Linked DNA regions of Mus musculus: region 1 is linked to region 2. The links are chromatin loops, found by intact Hi-C in ENCODE. Cell type or tissue: heart. All regions are shown on one strand. Each heading gives the region's core, and the rest is flanking DNA. Links, peaks and the distances in the headings are about the cores only.

Region 1 (2,913 bases), core at 133-2,632, 290 kb before region 2:
AGCTGTGCTGAGCAGAGTGCCAGTCAACTCCACGGGCCTATGACACCGCAGCCTACCACAGCATGGCTGTCATCCCCCTGGCCTCCTAAGGTCCAGATGTCTGGGTGAACCCAGCTCAGCTCCCCTCTCCTTTGAGCATCTCTGTACCTAATTTTGTAATCTGGGAAGTGCCTGGTTTGGGAAATCTTCTTTCGCACCCTGTCCCTCTCTGCCCCTTCCTTCATTTGTTCTGGTGATCTGTCTCATGTCATCTTGCTCGATTATCCTGGGGCCCTTCTCTTTCCCATGATGCCCCTGATTTCCTCACTGCTGTTTTCATTTCTGTCTGCCATGCTTGTCTTTATGTCGTGTGTTTCTCGTCCCTGAGTTCAACCTATGCACCCTTTCCTAACAACATGACTACCTCATGTCTGCTTCAGACCATAGTGTGACCCCTGGGTCCCCACAGCTCCCCTGCCAACCGCCTTCCTGGGCAGATGACCCACTCCAAGTAGATCTGGAAAAGACCTTGTGGCTTGTCTGGCTGCCCTCCCCTTGGTGTTGAGATGAGAAGGTTTTCTATGGAAGAGATGAGTCCAGGCTGCACAGGGGAACCCCCAAGAAGGGGTAGGGAGTGAAACCAAGAGGCTGAAAAAAAATGGCTGCCACCCATCTGCACAGAGAGATGGGTGTGTGCTTTTGACGTGCAGTCCTGGCTGAAACTGAAGGGGTGAGGAGAGGGGAGCTACTGGGGCTGCCATGGCTCAGTTCCCTGACCCTGGAGCCCTGAACCTGGCTTCAGAGTAGCAAAGAGTTTCCTCCAAGATGCTGTAAGGGAAGTCTTTGCATAGGAAAAGGGCGGCTGGCTCATTTTATTTTATCTTTCTTTACACTGAATCCCAAAATCATCTTACCACAAAGGGCCAAGCCTGACTGGTATTTCCTGAGTCACAAGAGCCATGCCATCTCTCTGGTTTCTCACCTCAGTCATGTCCCAGAATTGTCAGATCCAGTGGCATCTGTGCTCTTGCTGCACATCTTTCTATTTCAACTGGCTGGCACATCAAGTGTTAACTCTGGCTTCTGGGCCAAGTTAGAAATAACCAGTCTATTTTCCCTTTATTTTATTTTATTTTATTTTATTTTATGTCTTTCAGTGGAGTTGTAGCTTCTGAAAGCGTCTGTGTTTATTAGCCTTGTGTGTCACTCATGTTTGACCCCACCCACATTTCCTTCTCCTCCCCTCTTCAGCCAGCCTATGATAACACTAAAGATTATTAATGCTGGCTTCGTATCTCATTAAAGACAGGATTGTCACTTGAACTACTTCTATAGCATTCAAAGTGGCCACGGCCAACACCACCGTATGTTTCTTCATTGCTCTGAAGGTCAAGAGCCTCATTTTGTTTTCCTGGTTAGATTTTTTTCCTCCTTGCCTTGAATGAAATAACCGTTTTAACAGTAGGCTCTTAGCATCACACCACATAGTCATTCCTCATGTTCTTGTTTAACAAGCACTGAGGTTCTGGTTTAAATTAAATAGCTGCAAATGAGACAATTTATAACCCATTAGGCTGGGTGGAAAATTGTTTCTCAAAAGCAAATAAGTAATAAATCTGGTATCTGCCTATAACTCACAGTTGATAAGAAAGTAGCCAGAACTCACTAGCATTATATATGATTTGGGTTCTGAGTAACTGGGGAGTGTTAGCTTTGTGACTTTGTAGCAGCAGGTCTTATTAGGAAAGTCTGTTGGCCTTTTACAGGGCATTAGTCCCTTTGTCGTTTGCCATGGATGCCTTAAGTTCTTTGGAGTCTCATTTAAGAATTTCTTTTCTCGAAGCATGACAAGTGTATGCAATACTTACATGCTCACTCGTTTACCTGTGCTTAGTTTGTGCTGGGTTATTTAATTGCACTTTCCAGCATCATGCTTCCTCCTTACAAATATGATATTCTTTATTGTTACACTAAGGTGTTGATCATGTATCTGTCCCTGTAAAGAATTAATAAACTATTTTCCAGACATGTTGCTCTCTCTCTTTTTTAAAGATTTATTTATTTACTATGTGCAAGTACACTGTAGCTGTCTTCAGACACACCAGAAGAGGGCATCCAATCTCATTACGGATATAAGCCACCATGTGATTGCTGGGATTTGAACTCAGGACCTTCCAAAGAGCAGTCAGTGCTGCTGGGATCAAAGGCGTGCACCACCACCGCCCAACCATGTTGCTCTTTTAACTTTAAAGAGTTTTGCATGTTGGTTTACACAGAGGTCAGAGCACTTCAGATCCCCTGGGACTGGATTTTAGTGAGCCATCCAGTAGTGGCACTGAGAGCCAAATCAGGGTCCTCTGCAAGAGCAATAAGCCATCCCTCAGCTTCAAGATATGTTCTTTCTGGAACCAACTGACTAGAGTTTTCTCAAGTCTTCCTGGCCCAGGATAGGAAACAGTAAATTTTGAGAGTAGAAAGAAGATGGGTCCAAGAAAAAAAAAACTAAAGCTTCAGCCAGGTATGGTGGCATACGTCTTTAATCCCAGCACTCGGGAGGCAGAGGCAGGTGGATTTCTGAGTTCGAGACCAGCCTGGTCTACAGAGTGAGTTCCAGGACAGCCAGGACTGCACAGAGAAACCCTGTCTCGAAAAACCCAAAAAAGGGACTGCAAATGTCATTGTGCAGTTGAATACTTACCTAGCATGTGTTTGCCTGCACATACACAGGCACACCACATGCATGCCTCTTAAGTTGGAGGAGTGTATTAGATCCCTGCCAACCCTTTGAAACTGCAACGTCCACCGATGTGTTGAGTTGCATCATAGCTGACCTGGGATGTACCTGCTATCAGTGACCCGTCAGGTTCACCCTGCATGCTCTTCTTCACAAACACCCTCAGGTGTATACACAGTCTCAGAACTCTCCATGCTCAG
Region 2 (2,913 bases), core at 212-2,711:
GTCAAAAACTGATAGGGTAGAATGGCCTGAAGTGAGAATGTATGGTGCTGGTTGTTTTTGCTGTCAGCTTGACACAGACACACAAACTGTCCAAGTGCCTTACTTGGGCTTTCAATCCCATGACATTCTATTGTTTATCAAACATAACAATGTAACTTTAATGTCTCCATTTAAAGTCTGTGTGGGGTGGGGTGGGGTGGGGTGGGGGGGAGTGTGTAGCTGATGAAGGTCAAAGGACACTCTCTGATGCTGGTCCATGGGTACTTTCCACCTTTTGTTTGAGGCAAGATCTCTCACTGGCCTGAAACATGGCCGCACAGGCCAGGCTGGCGGACCATCAAGCGTCTGGGGATTCTCAGGACTCTGCTGCACATTTGTAGCTCTGGGATCAAGGCACGCCCAGGAGCTCTGGGGTCTGGACTCAGATCCTCACATTTGTGGGGCAAGTACTTAACCACTGAGCCATCCTGCCTGCCCTTGCTCTAAAAAGGTTTACACAGGACTGGAGAGATGGTTCAGTGGTTAAGGGCACTGGTTGCTCCTCTAGAGATCTGGGGTTCAATTCCCACCACCTTCATGACAGCTTACAACTGTCGGTAATTCCAGTTCCAGGGGATCTATTCTACCAGACATGCATATCTGCGTGCAAGCAAAATACTCATACATATAAAATAAAATAAAGAGATATTTAAATAAGTAAATGAAATAAAATAAAAATGTTTAAACAGAAAATGTCCTCAGGGACAGCCTAATATATATGTATTTCTTCTCTTCCTTTCTTCCTTCCTTTCTCTCTTTCTCTCTTTTCAAAAAAAAAATGTATTTTAAGACAAGGTCTCACTATGTAGCCCAGCCTGCCTGGAGCTCTAGACTCTCCAGCTTCAGCCTCTCTCCCAAGGGTGCCAGGATTACAGATGTGCACCACTGTCTGGGGCACGTTTATCTGTCTTTCATTTCTTGAATGAATTGTCTTAGTAATCAGCACAATTAACTGATTCTTCAGGGGTTGTTGTTGTTGTAGTTTGATTTGGGTTGGGTTGGTAACTTAGAATTCACAATGTAGCCCAGGCTGGCTTTGAATCTATAGAGAGCTGTTCACCTGGGCCTCCCGTGTGCTGGGATTAAAGGCCTGTGTACCCCACACTCAACTCTGACTCCTTGGTGTTTTATCCGAACACACTTTTCCTTTCTTGCTTCACCTTGTTTCCCTCAAGAAATTGTTTTTGTTTGGTTTTCAAGTCAAGGTTTGGCTAAGTGTCCCAGCCTGTCATTAACTCCTGGCAATCCTCTTGCCTCAGCCTTCTGAATGCTGATTTGCAGCTGTGAGCCACCATGTCTGGCTTTCCCAAGTGATTTTCACTTATTATAAATTTATCTAAGTGTTTGGCATTCTCTAAATCAGTCAAAATATGAGCTTCTCAAACCTGCAGCCTCCTTAATTCTTTGTGGCAGTGAGCAGAGGTGCTTTATACTAAAAGAACAGTTCTCTTCTGTGTTCACTGAATAGAGTATATACTGAATAGAGTGTATACTGAACTGTTCTTCAAAGAAGGAATTGGGGAACATATTGTCTCCTTTCAAATTTTTATTTTATAAAAATTCTTGTTTTTATAAAATGTGACGCTACTTAGTGTTTGTGAACTACTTACAAGGAAAGTAAGCCAATCAGAGTAAAATCTGCTGAAGTTACACAGGCAATAGACACAGCAGAGAGCCAGTCTGCCATCCTCAACAAGGGAAAAGGTTGGTGACATCGCCCTCTTGTGGAATTTTCCTGCAACAACAACCGAGAGTCCATAGTGGTGCTTGAAGGGCATCCCAAATGGCTCAGTGGGCACTGTGGGTTAAGTCTGTGACCCTGATACTGGGCTGGTGCCTATGCATAGCATGTATTTCCCCTGGTCCTGAGGCATTGCTTCCCCTGATGGAGGCAAAAGCTTTTGCTCTTACTTCCTGCCCCCCGGGGGGGCTCCAGCTGCTCCTCTTTTTGACCCAACACCAAATGGTTGACTAAATATGAGCACATGCAAGCACAGGTATACACATTTATCCTATGGCTGGTTTCCTTGTCCCACAGAAAATAGACATATGGCAACATTGTAAGATGGTGGGAACATGGAAGAATGGTTCAAGGGGGATTAGGCTACTTCCACATACCAGTTTTCTATGGAGCTGAAGAACTTTCCAGAAGAAATATCTGAAAACTAAAACACTGATCAGAAACTCATTGTCTGGCTTCCAATACCTTAGATATGCTTTGTGGATGTCCTAATGGTGTGTGCCCTTTTTTTTTTTTCAGGGAAAGGCAAATGTTTATTTGTCCTAGATAGAGCACCAATCACAGACCAAAGAAATCATTCCGTCTAAGCCTAAAGATCCAGCGTGTTTAATTAGGTCAGTCACAGGAGCACGGACACCTTACAGGCAGTTGTACACTGAGGAAGAGCCTCCTCAGCAGCCACTGTTCACCACTTTGTATCCTCAGACAGGAGTGGGCTTCCCCTGATCCCACACGGGAATGTGGCTGGGCCTGATCTTATGAAGGTCTCTAGTGGGTGATCACAGCCACTCTGATCTCATAGACAGCAGTGCTGTCAGCAGTGCCTGGAGGATACAGATGTACAAACATTTATTACACAGATCTCCTTGGCCTTGCAGCTCATCTCTGTGCTGAAAGCGAATCCAGTGAGGAATTTATCTGCACTTGGAAGGGTCAGGTTCTTATGTGTCTAACTCACTATGAAGAACTTAAAAAATTTTTTTTTCGTTTTTGAACCAGACAGTAGTGAAGCACATGTTTAATCCCAGCACTCAGGAGGCAAAGGTGAGTAGATCTCTGAGTTTGAGGCCAGCGTGGTGTACAGAGTGAGTTGCAGGACAACAGGGCTGTGCAGAGAAGCCCCTTTCAAAAGA

What was found. Peaks named below come from ENCODE experiments on the same cell type or tissue, not always from the same donor. Only the 100,000 strongest peaks of a DNase experiment are listed, where the experiment ranks them.
Region 1: it touches region 2 in a loop (3-fold over the local background); 2 of 42 quality-filtered maps call a loop at or near these places.

The regions. Positions count from the first base shown.
Region 1 is chr9:65,135,937-65,138,849 of GRCm38, forward strand. It overlaps Igdcc4 (immunoglobulin superfamily, DCC subclass, member 4), which reads left to right. Exons shown (of 20, transcript NM_020043.3): 20 at 1-2,011. Among named protein-coding and RNA genes, the nearest start is that of Igdcc3, 3.8 kb to the right of the region's middle. In heart, for the core only: no CTCF peak of the experiment used is centred there; no DNase peak of the experiment used is centred there; H3K27me3 peaks cover 78 bases.
Region 2 is chr9:65,430,682-65,433,594 of GRCm38, forward strand. No RefSeq gene overlaps it. Among named protein-coding and RNA genes, the nearest start is that of Mtfmt, 3.6 kb to the right of the region's middle. In heart, for the core only: a CTCF peak has its summit at 1,768 (motif pointing left); DNase peaks (open chromatin) are centred at 430 and 1,770.